Linked DNA regions of Homo sapiens: region 1 is linked to region 2. A link is a contact called in ENCODE Hi-C or POLR2A ChIA-PET data. All regions are on one chromosome and are shown on one strand. The core of a region is the stretch at or near the end of the contact, and the rest is flanking DNA. Distances in the headings are between cores, read along the strand shown.

Region 1 (7,473 bases), core at 2,301-4,800, 45 kb before region 2:
GGCCAGGAAGGTCTCCATCTCTTGACATTGTGATCTGCCTGCCTCAGCCTCCCAAATTGCTGGGATTACAGGTGTGAACCACCACACCCAGCCACATTTTTAAAATTTCTTTTAATCTAGAGCAGCCATCCCTCAGTGCTGCTTTTTTTCTTTTTAATGACACTGACTTATTGAAGACACTGGGCCATGTGTTCAGTAGGGTGTTCCACCATTTATTCTGGGTTTTTCTGGTTGTTTTCTCCTGTTGTAATTTTATTCTTCTATCCTTGCAGTTCCTGAGACAGGAAGATAGATTTAAAGGCTTGATGATGTTGAGGTTAAAATTTTTTGGAAAGAATACTTCATAGATGATGCTGGAGCTTCATATTGCATCAAATTGGGAGATATTTAATGTCAGGCTGGGCCACTTTTATGGTGATAAGATTGTTCTGGGTTAAGGTAGGAGGGGCAAGATTTCCCTGTGTTGTAAAAATGTAACCAGCAGTAGGCCAGGCGCGGTGGCTCACGCCTGTAATCCCAGTGACAGGTGAAGCCAGCTGGGCTTCTGGGTCGGGTGGGCACTTGGAGAACTTTTCTGTCTAGCTAAAGGATTGTAAACGCACCAATCAGCACTCTGTGCCTAGCTAAAGGTTTGTAAACGCACCAATCAGCACTCTGTGTATAGCTAAAGGTTTTTAAGTGCACCAATCGGGGCTCTGTGTCTAGCTAACCAGGTAGGAGGCTTAGAGAACTTTTCTGTCTAGTTAAAGGATTGTAAATGCACCAATCAGTGCTCTGTGTCTAGCTAAAGGTTTGTAAACACACCAATCAGGGCTCTGTCAAAACAGACCAATCAGCTCTCTGTGAAATGGACCAATCAGCAGGATGTGGGTGGGGCCAAATAAGGGAATAAAAGCAGGCCACCAGAGCCAGCATGGGCAACCCACTTGGGTCCCCCTCCAGGCTGTGGAAGCTTTGTTCTTTTACTCTTTGCACTAAATCTTGCTGCTGCTCACTCTTTGGGTCCGCACCGCCTTTATGAGCTGTAACACTCACCACGAAGGTCTGCAGCTTCACTCCTGAAGCCAGCGAGACCATGAACCCACAGGAAGGAACAACTCCAGACGGGAGGAACGAACAATTCTGGACGGGAGGAACGAACAACTCCGGATGGGAGGAATGAACAACTCTGGACGTGCCACCTTTATGAACTGTAACACTCACCATGAAGGTCTGCAGCTTCACTCTTGAAGTCAGCAAGACCACAAACCCACCAGAAGGAATGAACAACTCCAGATGCACCGCCTTTAAGAGCCGTAACACTCAACCGCGAGGGTCTGCAGCTTCACTCCTGAAGCCAGCGAGACCATGAACCCACAGGAAGGAACAACTCCAGACAGGAGGAACGAACAATTCTGGACGGGAGGAACAAACAACTCCGGATGGGAGGAATGAACAACTCTGGACGAGCCACCTTTATGAACTGTAACACTCACCATGAAGGTCTGCAGCTTCATTCCTGAAGTCAGCAAGACCACAAACCCACCAGAAGGAATGAACAACTCCAGATGCACCGCCTTTAAGAGCCGTAACACTCACCGCGAGGGTCTGCAGCTTCACTCCTGAAGTCAGTGAGACCACAAACCCACCAGAAGGAAGAAACTCCAGACACATCTGAACATCTGAAGGAACGAACTCCGGACACACCATCATTAAGAACTGTAACACTCACCGCGAGGGTCAGCGGCTTCATTCTTTAAGTCAGTGAAACCAAGAACCCACAATTCCGGACACACCAGCACTTTGGGAGGCCGAGGCGGGCAGATCACGAGGTCAGGAGATCAAGACCATCCTGGCCAACATGGTGAAACCCCGTCTCTACTAAAAATACAAAAAATTAGCCAGGCATGGTGGCGGGTGCCTGTAGTCCCAGCTACTCAGGAAGCTGAGGCAGGAGAATGGTGTGAACCCGGGAGGCGGAGCTTGCAGTGAGCCGACATCACACCACTGCACTTCAGCCTGGGCGACGGAGTGAGACTCTGTCTCAAAAAAATAAAAATAAAATAAATAAATTGTAACCAGCAGTAATCCTCAGGGAGTAATTTGGCATCAAGTGAATATCCTGTTCCCTATCACCTTTTCACCAAATGATATCACTGATGATCCTGGCATGAATCAATTATAAAATTCCATTATTCATTTAGGATGACTTAGTTGGCATACTTTTGTAAAGAGAACTGTTTCCTCATCAACTGATGCTCGTCATCAGCTGTATTTCAGTTACCCCGAAATACAGCTGCTACTAGAAAGGCGGAATACCTGTTTGTTTTCTTAAATTATCACTTTGCAGAGTAAAGTTGGTGTAATAGTCACCACCAATAGTGTGGCAAATGAAGTTATAGTTTTTTTTTTAATTTGGATTACTCTTTGGGGGGAATGGCTTTTTTATGTTTAAAGTTTCCAATCATTTTTCAGTTTGCAGTCATTGTTATTTTTGATTCTCAAATTGTTCTAATTTTGGCCAGTGGGCAACTTCAGGCTGGTTCCCATGTCCTTTTAGAAGGACCTCGTTCGTCTTGAGAGGCGTCCTGAGCTTCTGACACAAGATGTTCCAAGTTGTCCTCATTCACTCCTAGCTCCTGACCTGGCATCAGTCATTTCTCGAAGGATCACTTGGTACCTTTTAGTGGGGGGTGGTATTTAGAGATTAATAGCTGGGTGTCAAGGATAGACAATGTTCCTATGCCCTTATGTTCATTCAAAAGTTAACAATATAGGTTTTAAAAAATACACCCAGGATGTGTGTGTGTGTGGGAGGGGGTAACCAAAACACAATATAGGGGTTTCTACTGTGACCCTAACTTATATTATGATCCCGATTTTTAAAAAGAGGAAACGGAGACCAGAGGTGCCCAAAGTTACTTGGCTAGTAAATGGCAGCGTCGGGATTTAAGCCCAGGCATGTAACTTCCATGTAACAGGGAAGGGAGTCCCAAGCATTCAGAGGGGCCGCTCCAGCAGGCGACGGGTCCGTGGAAAGGGGTCAGATTGATGACCAGTGCTGGGGGTGCCGGAACCAGCAGAAAGGGTGAACGGACCCGTCCTGCCCGACTCCTCTAGGCCAGGAAGGCAGGACCCGGCGAGCTGCCGGATGAGGGAGCCGTTGATGGAGTCGCCTGGGCCGCTGTTTCGCCTCAGATCTGACCAGAACTTCCTAAGGCACAGAAAGTACCAAAGAACCACACACAAGCACCCCAGAGCGAAGAAACCAGTCACGCGCCACGACCTTCAGCCAGTGTCCATGGGACCCGACCCGCCTGTGAGGAGTGCCTGTCCACCCCTCAATCAGAGGAAGCCTTGAGCAAGGAGGGGCGGGACATCAGTAGGTCGTGTCCAATGAGGAGCCAGCGCCGGATTGCTTCAGGACAGACTATTTCTGAGTCTCGGCGGAAGGCGGAGGGAAGGCCGTGGGGATGGCCAATCAAAGGGGGCGACTCAGGTCGGTGGGGACCGGCAGCCAATCAGGAGAGCGCTCGCTCCTGACTCGACCGGCCCACGCTTCCCGCCAGTCCCCTAACCCTGAGGCTGCCGCGCGGCGGTCACTGCGCCGGGGTAGTGGGCCCCAGTGTTGCGCTCTCTGGCCGTTCCTTACACTCTGCTTCAGGCTCCAGTGCAGGGGCGTAGTGGGATATGGCCAACTCGGGCTGCAAGGACGTCACGGGTCCAGATGAGGAGAGTTTTCTGTACTTTGCCTACGGCAGCAACCTGCTGACAGAGAGGATCCACCTCCGAAACCCCTCGGCGGCGTTCTTCTGTGTGGCCCGCCTGCAGGTGAGTGCCCCCTCCCGCGCTACCCACGCCGGGGCCGGGATGCCCAGAAGGCGCTTCCTCGGGGGCACACGTGGCCGATCGGGCCAGGAATGCAGTTCTTCTTGATGAGGGTACTAGGACGCGGCTTCCGCCTCCTGGGCGGGTCCACCTCCTCCGCTGCGCCCACTGCCCGGCCCTGCCCGGGCCACGGTGCCCTCTCGGGCTGCCTGGAGCTTTCCCCCTCCTGGCCTTTGCACCGGCTGCTCGGTCTGCACCGATTTGGCCTCTCGTCCACTAACTTAACAGATTGCATACAGTTGGTACTTCTGGAGAGTCTTCTCTGACCCGTGTCTGGGAATTGGTTGCCTTCTGTTCTGTACATAACCTTTGTTACAGCACTTCTCACCTGGCATTGTGAAAATCCGTTTACCTGCCTTTCGCTCCTCATCTAAGAGGTCCTGAAAGCTGGGACCATGTCTTATTTGTAATAATGCTGTGTTCAGTTAGGTCAAGGGGCTGCATGAACTATAACCAGTGTTGGTAAATCATTGCTCTTCAGCCCAGTCCATTCATTCATTTAGTACATATTCTTCCGGCACTTAACACTAAGGGTATAAACATGATTGAGTAAAGTGGCTGTTTCGAGGAACTCTCAGTCTGTAGGACAGAGGTGCAATAGATTATGTTCAAAACCTTTTTGACAGCGTCGAATGAGACAAACATGATCTCTGCTAACATCGTGAGTTCTTAGTTGCAAGCAACAGAAACTGGCTGATTTAAGCAAAAAAAAAAAAAAAAAAAAAAAAAAGAATGTGTTGAAAGGCTATTGGAGAGCTCACAGAATGACCAGGAAGGCAGGAGTACAAAGCTGACAAAACGGACAAGCATAAAGGGAGGCACAGCAACTGTAATACAGTGGGCATCACACAACAGAACCAGCCCACGGAGCCTCTTCCACGCCACTGCTGAACTTGGTAAACGTGGATGCTGTATTGTCCACCACCCCCTGCCCTGGACACTGCCTGCCTCTGTACATCCCTGCAGTTCCTGAAACCCAAATGTGTCAGCCTCTCTGGAGTCCCTGCTGTCTTGGGCACTAGCTTCTAATTGAAAGCCCCAGAATGTCCCGATTGGCTAAGTTTTGGCCACGTACCCATGCCGTGATTTTAAGCAAAACTGAGAGAACCAGCTTCTGGCCTTTGAAGCCTCAAAAATGGGAGTCAGGCTCTGATACTCCCTATTCCCAAACTCGTAAGGTAGGGAATTTCCCAACTGTAGGAAGGGAGTCCAAATGCTTACAGTCAGGGCAAGGGGAAGAGATATTAAACAAGGGATTATTCAGTTACAGGTATATGGTCCATCTTAAAAAGGAGGCATGCAAAGTGCAATGGGGCGTATGACCAGGGTACCTGACCTAACCAGGATGCTCAGGAAAGCCCTGCCTGAAAATGTGACTTTTAAGTTGAGACCTGAATGATTGTAGAGGTGGGGAGCACACAAAACAGGGAACAGCATCTTCTGCAAAGGACCTGAAGAAAGAGGAAGCTGGATCTTTCAGTCAGTGTGGCTGGAGTTTAGTAAGGGGAATGTGGCATGAAGACTGGAGATATGTGGAAGGGCCACATCTTCCAGGACCACAGAAGCCAAATAAGACACACTGCAGAACTAAAGCACATGAAAGATAGATTTCTATCTCCAAAAGCCCATTCTGGTCACATGGAAAATAGATTTGAAGGAGGGAAGAGTGAATGTGGAGAGTTCAAGAAGTTTTTGCAGCAATTTATGCCAAAGATAATGAATGGCATCTTGAACTAGGGTGGTGGCAGGGCAGGGTGGATGGATTTGAGAACTAATTTGGAGATAACATTGTTAAAGCATAGTGATTGAGTGTGAAGAGAATACCAAAGATGACTCAGGTTTTTGGCACCAGGTAGATGCAGGTGATGTTTGCAGAGAAAAGAGGAAAATCCGGCTTGGGAGGAGAAAATTTTAAGTTCAGTTTGAACATTTTGAATTTGAAATGCTTGCTAAACAGTCAAGTGAACAGAATAATATTAGCAAACATTTATTAAGTACTTACTGTGTGCTAGGCCCTGTTCTAAGCACTTCTGAAGCTCAGAAGAGAGATCTGGTCTGGGTTTAAAGATGATCAGAATATTTGAAGCCATTGGAGGGGATGAGAATGTCTTGAGCAAATTGCCAAATGAATAGAGAAAATGGCCTAGACCATGGGTGTCCAACCTTTTGGCTTCCTTGGGCCACACTGGAAGAAGAAAAATTGTCTTGGGCCACACATAAAATACACTAAAACTAATGATAGCTGATGAGCTAAAACAAAAACAAAAACAAAAAAAAGGCCCATGCATAATTTTTGTGATGTCCGCCACCACAGGTAAGCAAAAAAGTTCTTGCATCCAAAGGGTTGGACACCCATGGCCTAGACTGAGCCTTGAGCAACTCCAACATTTAAAAATCAGGTAATGGAGGAGGAGTTGGCAAAGGGGATTGAGATCAAGGAACAGCCTGAAAATCAGGAAAGAGGCAGATCAGGAGAAGGTGGTTACCTATGTTCCGCTGAGAAGTGGAACAAGATGAGGAATGAAAATAGTTTATTGGATTTAGCAATACACAACCAGTTAGTGTGAATTGTAACTTTTATCACATCTCCTGGTGTCCTGCCAGGGACATGTGGTCCTAGAAGAACATCTCTTATGCTGAATAAAGGTACTGGTCACTCCAACCACCCCAATTCCTGAGATGTCTGACAAGTTTTTCTAGAAAATATAAGTGACAGGGATAAAATATAAACCTGAAAAGGATCCTAGAATTATCGTTTAGTTCAACTTTTTAAATTTATCTATAAGGAAACTAAGCTCTGGAAAGATGGAAAGAAATCTTCCTAGACCAAATAAGCCACATAAGGATTCTGTATTTTATTTGTTTTGTTTTTGTTTATTTTTTAGTTTGTTTTTTCATGTAAGGATTTTTAATCTTCCCCAGGACTCTATCCCCTGATTGCCCACCTCTGTGAGGAAAGAAGTTAAACTAGAAACCTAATTTCATTACTTATTAGTTCCAAGACCTTAGGAAGATTGCTTAATCTTTCTAACCCACAGTGTTTATTGCTGTAAAATGGGTATAAGAAAGTTGTTAGCAAAATAAAACGGAATGGTCCATAATTATATATTAGCCAATAGCACTGTGTACAAAATGATCCACCCGCCACGGCCTCCCAGAATGTTGGGATTACAGACGTAAGCCCCTGCACCTGGCCCCCAAAACACACTCTTTTATCCATGTCTTTGGGCATGCTCGTCCCCTGCTTAAATGGCCTTCCCATTTGCAGTTAGTGTTAGGTGCTCTTATGATTATTGTAGATAAATTAGTATAATTCGTGAGTATTAGTGTTCATAAGTACACAAATCATTCATCCTCAAATGCCAGGTCCCTCAGGGCAAATTTGGTGATATATGTTGGTAGGATACTCTACAGACATAAAAGGAGAGAGAATATTATAACCCACATGTAGCCATCACCCAGCTTGTCTCTAAGTAAAAATTTATGTGTATGTAAGAAGACTGGGAAGTAATTTGCAAAAATGAAAACAATTGTGTTCAGGCATTGGGGTTATGGGATTTTTTTTCCTTAAACTTTTTGTTTTTGTTAAGATGTCTATACATATTC
Region 2 (6,630 bases), core at 413-2,912:
AAGAATGTAAACTATCTCATTAATAAATTTTTTGTTGATGGGCTGGGTGCAGTGGCTCACACCTGTAATCCCAGCACTTTGGGAGGCTGAGGTGGGAGGATCACTTGAGGCCAGGAGTTCAAGACCAGCCTGGGCAATATGATGAAACCCTGTCTCTACTAAAAATACAAAAAGTAGCCAGGCATGGGGGTGTGCACCTGTAATCCCAGCTACTTAGGAGGCGGAGGCAGGAGAATTGCTTGAACCTGGGAGGCGGAGGCTGCAGTGAGCCGAGATTGCGCCACCGCACTCCAGCCTGGGCGACAGAGTGAGTGAGACTTCATCTCAAAAAATAATAATAAATAAATTTTGTATGGATGACATACTGAAATATTTTGAGTGTATTAGAATTAAAATATATCATTGAAATTAATTTCACCTGTCCATTTTTACTTTTATTAGTGTGGCTATTAGAAAGTTTTAAATTACTAGGAAAGCTGTGTCATATTTCAATTCAACAGAGCTGCTCTATGGTCTCCTTTTTCCCTTTGAAGATCCGCCATCCTGCAATCCCTGCTTCCTTTTCACCAGAGCAGCTTCCCTGAATCTTCTCCTGGAGGCTCTGCAGACCTTTTCTTTAGTTTGGAAGATCACATTGCAGGAGGGGACTTGGGCACTGGTTTCTGTGAGGAGCCCGGAGTGGTGAATTGCCCCTGGGATTCCCTTACCCTGGAAACTAACCCTCTCTGAGGGCAGAAAGCTAGAAAGAAGAGCGGTTGAGAGGAAATGCCTGTGCAACCCCCAGCTCCCTTCGGGGCTCCCTCACTGCCCACAGGCTCTACCCCCACCTGCCTTTGCCTCAGGAGATGGCTTTTGGTGGTGGACTCACCCTCCTCCGATCTCCTCTGCTTCATTTTTCCACTTGGTGATCCATCTTTTGTTCTGCGGTGTGTCCTGTTTTCTGGCTGCCTCCATTAGCTTGGTTTTTTCCTTTGGGTATCCCTGGAGCTGTCTTACCAGGATCTCCAACTTCAGTCCCCATTGGTCTGCACCACTGGCCTGGGAAAGCTCCACCCAGGAGAGCAGACCCAGCTCCCAGATACCTGGCCCCAGCCCAATCTCCGTCCTCTCTTTGCCTGGAAGAGAGGACCAGACCGTCTTCATCAACTGGACCCACCCTTTACCAAGCAAAGAAAGGAAAGGATTGCCCCCCAGGGCCAGCAGATCTCTGGCTGTCTGGTGTTTCTGGTAATAAGTGCCCATGAACTTCGAATTGATCTCCAGTCTCCCATGGTATGGTTTTGGTCTACCCTTAGATTCTGTTTACCAAGGCAGAGTTCAGTTTCTCTGCTTTCCCTTCCAACATCCATACCTTGTTAAGTTCTTGCTGAATTGAGCTAACTCTGCACACCTGATTAAATCTTCAGCCAGGGCTCTGGACATTATAAAGCAGCCTCCTTGCCAGATGGCTGTCATATAATATATTGCTTTATTTAGGTGATTGTAAGTCAGGAGACTTTCCTTCGGTTTCTGCCTTTGATGGCAAGAGGTGGAGATTGTGGCGGCGATTACAGAAAACATCTGGGAAGACAAGTTGCTGTTTTTATGGGAATCGCAGGCTTGGAAGAGACAGAAGCAGTGAGTAAAACGGGCCCCTCGTGGTAGGCGGGCAAAGGTCGGGAAAGGAGGGATGAAGGAAGCTGTGCAACACCCCTTCCCAGCTTTCTAAAGAATGGAGCATGGCATTGCAAAATGCTGAATCACAAAGTGAGAAGTGACTTCTTTCCAGTTTTCTCTCAGCCTTGTGATGATCTTAAAGAGAAAGTCTCAATTCTGTGCTACTGTGTCTTTAACATCTCTCAAATGCTTCCGAGAGAAAACAGGCCCCAACCCTGGAGCCTTTCCAGGCAGCAGGACTAGCTGGAATACAGTAACATTGTGGTATTTCTGGTGAATTAATTTTTGTGTTACTTTCTATGTATTGCAAAGGATATTTTTTTTCTGTTTCTAATGGTGACATTACATTCCTTTAAAATTATTAGAGTTTTCAAAACTCAATTGAAAGCAAAAGGTTAAGCAAATAAAGGACAGGTGTGACTCAATTATGGCAAGAACAACAAAAAAGTGACTATGGTGGGGACGTTGAACATTTAGAAAACACTGTCCTAAAAGAAGAAGGTACAGAGAGTAGTCTGATACCTGGGAGTACTAGATTTTAAAATTATTCTCTTGCCAATTTTATTCATTCATTCACCATGTGCCACAATAATTTTTTTAAGTCTTTCTTTGATTTTGCAGATTCCAGAAATAAATTGGAAATTGAAGATTTAAACAATGTTGTTTTAAAATATTCTAACTTCAAAGAATGATGCCAGAAACTTAAAAAGGTATTATTAACTGCTAATTTAAATTTAATATTGTCAGCTGGTATGCTTTAAATGAACCGATTTTCTAAAGCTAAGGATCCTAAAGTGGGTCATAGAATTGACTGCCATGGAAAATAGCCGGGTGTGGTGGCTCACACCTGTAATCCAAGCACTTTGGGAGGCCGAGGTGGGCAGATCACTTGAGGTCAGGAGTTCAAGACCAGCTTGGCCAACGTGGTGAAACCCTGTCTCTACTAAAAATACAAAAATTAGCTGGGCATGGTGGCACCCGCCTGTAGTTCTAGCTACTCGGGTGGCTGATGCAGGAGAATTGCTTGAGCTCAGGAGGCAGATGTTGCAGTGAGCCGAGATTGTGCCACTGCACTCCAGCCTGAGCCACACAGTGGGACTCTGTCAAAAAAAAAAAAAAAAGAAAAGGCTGGATTAGTATTTAATAACTTTTATTGGAACAATAACTAATATTTTCATACCTTTAAATTTTTTTGGTGAGGATCTCTTGCCCTTCTGTTGCTGATAATTTTAAATTTTACTCTTTCCTGCTCTATCATTTGGATTCTAAAAAGAAAGCTATTGTGTGGGGTCTGGCATTTGATAGGTTAAAAAAAGAAAACATAGAAGCATGTCAAAGAGCAGGAGACTCATGTGCCACTTGGTGGAAAAAAAATTGAGAACCACTGGACCTGAATGTTAACAGATGTGGCTTGTGAAACATATTAATGATGTGGATAGTGTTAAAAGATCTATGAGCTTTTTTTTGAACTACAAAAAAACCTTTTTTTTACTCTCTCTCTGAAATGCATGAGTTTTCCTGCCTAGACAAACGACAAAGTGGCCAATTCCAGGCCTTTCCACTTCCAAGATCATTTTACACACGCAAGTATTCCTGGACAAGAAGAGGCTGAAGGATCTTCTGTGGGATTTTTTTAAAAAATTATTATTTTTTGCTGTTATTGTTACAAGGAAGGTAGTGAGTGCAATTTTGGGATAACTCAGATGAACCCAAATGTTTTTTAATGCCCAAATAAAATAGCCTGGGTCCCTGTTCCTACCCAGACAAGAAACTCAGCACTTGTACCAGGTTTTCAAGGGTTTCCAGAGAGATACCTCTCTTGGGAATCTAATCCCAGGAACTCTGTGCCGGCTCTCCCTCTTCCTCCTGCCCCTCTGCCCTCCCTCTGTCCCACTTCATGCCACATGGGCTATTGCTTTTCCCTCCTTTCCCAGGGTGCTTGTGTATAACAGACTTTGCTGAAGGTCAAGGACACGGGGGAAGAGGTTATAGCACAACCCAAAATGGGCAACAGTGACTGAGACATCACCGTCCGCAGGTTCCTTGCCTCTGGCTACCACAGGAGACTTCATGCTGCTGTCTCTCTTCTCAGGCTATTTTGTGCTGAGACCGTCTCCCACCAAACCCCACAGGTCTTTCTTTCTCAGTTCTGGGCCTGTTCCCTGCTTGGGGAATGCAGAAACCTCCAAGCCCTGTTAACCTTATTATGTAAAATAAACACCTTTCCATCTCTATCCCAGTATAGGATCAAAGCACACTTTTGCTTTATAGTAATAATAAAGATGTTTTGATTTAAAAATAAAAAAGAGTTGGCTATCTCTGGTCACCTACCCTAGAGATGTAACCCTCAAGTGCAAACAATTAAATTATGATTTTTTTTCTTTAATGCATCTAAGATAAAAGTTTTTTTAGAGACAGGGCCTTGCTCTGTCACCCAGGCTGGAGTGCAGTGGTGTGATCATCGTTCACTGCAGCCTTGAACTCTTGTGCTCATGTGATCCTCCTGCCTTAGCCTCCCCAATAGCTGGGACTACAGGTGCGCCACCATGCCTGGCTAATTTTTTTTATTTTTGTAGAGATGGGTGTCTCACTATGTTGCACAGGTTGGTCTCAAACTACTGGCCTTACTTCAAGCTATCTACCCATCTCAGCCTCCCAAAGCGCTGGGATTACAGTCATGAGCCAACTTGCCTGGCCAGATAAAGGTCTTAAGCATGGTTCCTTCCTGCTCTAGGTAGAGAAACCCCACAACCAGTGGGAGGTGGGGTGAGCTCTTTCTGTAGCTTTTGCTTTGCTGATGATGTCATTGATCTCTTCAGGGGCTGCGCAGAGTAGCAGGGGCCCTGGAGGGCGCGGCCTGAATCCTGATTGCCCTTCTGCTGAGAGGACACACGCAGCTGAAGATGAATTTGGGAAAAGTAGCCGCTTGCTACTTTAACTATGGAAGAGCAGGGCCACAGTGAGATGGAAATAATCCCATCAGAGTCTCACCCCCACATTCAATTACTGAAAAGCAATCGGGAACTTCTGGTCACTCACATCCGCAATACTCAGTGTCTGGTGGACAACTTGCTGAAGAATGACTACTTCTCGGCCGAAGATGCGGAGATTGTGTGTGCCTGCCCCACCCAGCCTGACAAGGTGCCCCGGGGACAGGGACGGGCATGGCATTGTGTGGACCCCGGGAGCTAGAAGAGGCCTCTCCCTGCTGATCTGAGTGAAGAGCGTGGGAGTTTAGTCCAGCGGGCAGGGCTGCATTTTGGGGTACTAATAGCACACAAATGCCTGGGTTAGCAGGTTGCACAGTCAGGTATTTTACTTCTGTGTTTGTGTCTGGAGCAAACCCTGACATCTCAGTTCTCATTGCTGTGTGTATTGGTTCCCAGACACTTCATTTTTAGATCCCCTTTAAATTAGGAGGGAAAAAGAACATAAGCATAAGAGCATCCCCAGCAGCGATGTTCATTCAGTGCCTCTGAAGGCTGGAGGGCTGCTTGTTGCTGGGTGAGACTCGGAGGGGAACCGACTCAGGGTCAGGAATGATGACATCCCACGGTGGGTCCACAGTGAAGAATCTTCCCCGCTCCACTGTGGGACGCCTTAACAGCCCTTACTTCCACTTACGCTTTGCGTTATCTCCTGAAAAATAAAATGGAGACCACAAATTCCTTCTTGGTTAGAGGAATGACACAACTCATTTATGACATGACCCCGCTGGGACTCAGAAGAGACCAGGACGGTTTCTGGGGGAAGCAGTAGCACACTCGTGTGCTTTGTTCTCTTCTCTTGATTTGTTTTCCCACATTTTTAACAAGAAAAAAAGCCGTTTTTAATATATGGCCTATCGCCCTCCTACTGTGTGGCCCAGGTGCCTACCTCATTATGCCCAAGGGGTGGTTCTCACCTCTCCACTCTCATTCCTGCACAGCAGTTGTGTCAGGTTAAGAGGGACAAGGAGAAGGCTGGGCACCGTGGCTCACGCCTGTAATCCCAGCACTTTGGGAGGCCGAGGCAGGCAGATCACCTAAGGTCAGGAGTTTGAGACCAGCCTGGCCAACATGGGGAAAACCCGTCTCTAATAAAAACACAAAAATTAGTCGGGCATGGTGGTGGGTGCCTGTAATCCCAGCCACTTGGGAGGCTGAGGAAAGAGAATTCCTTGAACCTGGGAGGTGGAGGTTGCAGTGAGCCAAGATTGTGCCATTGCACTCCAGCCCTCCAGCCTGGGTGACAGAGCAAGACTCTGTCTCAAAAAAGAAAAAAAAAAAAAAGAGGTAGAGAAGTCCATGGCTATTTGTCTGTCCTTTTTATTTTTAGGCTCATGGAAGCCTCCTGGTTTCTTAGAGCTGAGTGGTTTTATTTCTTGCTCAGGAGGTCATTTCACAGATTTTCGGGCTCCAATATGTTGACTGTCACAGCAGCTGGGGGGATGGCATAGCTACCGGCTGTACTAAGAACTCAGAGCCCTGCCCTGAGCCTGCCTGAGGGTCCTTATGGTAGGAGGATGCCCCTCATGCCAGCCCGTGCCCTCATGCTTGTGTCACCTCCAGGTCCGCAAAATTCTGGACCTGGTACAGAGCAAGGGCGAGGAGGTGTCCGAGTTCTTCCTCTACTTGCTCCAGCAACTCGCAGATGCCTACGTGGACCTCAGGCCTTGGCTGCTGGAGATCGGCTTCTCCCCTTCCCTGCTCACTCAGAGCAAAGTCGTGGTCAACACTGACCCAGGTAGGAGTCAGCCCCAGCAAGACCGCAGGCACCAGTGCAAGCAGGGCCCTGGGGGGTTTGGTAATGGCTGGGCCAGCCCTGAGTGCCACCTCAGGAAGCAGGCCCAGGTGCTATTTTGATTTTAGAAAGGAACAGCTGAATCCTGTCTCCCAAGTGCAGCCCAGGTGGCTGCGATTGAACTGCCCACACCTCGATGGTCTGGTTTATAGAGGGGCCTTTGGAAGTATGGGAATGGCCTGTGTTCTGACC

What was found. Hi-C counts contacts between places; a loop is a spot of excess contacts on that map. ChIA-PET counts read pairs that join two places held with the same protein, here RNA polymerase II (POLR2A). Pooled maps may share reads with other maps.
Region 1: a map of PC-9 shows a loop between it and region 2 (6-fold over the local background). The contact joins the promoter of GGCT here to the enhancer-like site in region 2. A Hi-C loop is called at or near these places in 10 of 168 maps with a recorded cell type or tissue (B cell, GM12878, PC-9 and 7 more), 2 of 37 single-sample maps with no recorded cell type and 13 of 50 pooled maps. POLR2A ChIA-PET finds 5 or more read pairs at or near these places in 8 of 52 experiments (H1, IMR-90, MCF 10A and 5 more).

Annotation. Positions count from the first base shown.
Region 1 is chr7:30,500,906-30,508,378 of GRCh38, reverse strand. It overlaps GGCT (gamma-glutamylcyclotransferase), which reads left to right and starts at 3,550. Exons shown (of 4, transcript NM_024051.4): 1 at 3,550-3,810. The coding sequence starts at 3,670. RefSeq lists enhancers at 3,075-3,164, 2,584-3,462, 3,605-3,814, 3,463-4,342 and a silencer at 3,965-4,144.
Region 2 is chr7:30,454,888-30,461,517 of GRCh38, reverse strand. It overlaps NOD1 (nucleotide binding oligomerization domain containing 1), which reads left to right. Exons shown (of 14, transcript NM_006092.4): 2 at 1,477-1,617; 3 at 2,278-2,366; 4 at 4,476-4,797; 5 at 6,207-6,381. The coding sequence starts at 4,597. Among named protein-coding and RNA genes, the nearest start is that of NOD1, 21 kb to the left of the region's middle. Within about 2 kb of position 1,662, at least 15 of the 41 ENCODE cell types and tissues checked have a DNase peak (open chromatin) inside an H3K27ac peak, as active enhancers do; they include PC-9, ascending aorta, endothelial cell of umbilical vein and 2 more, where a contact is called at or near this core.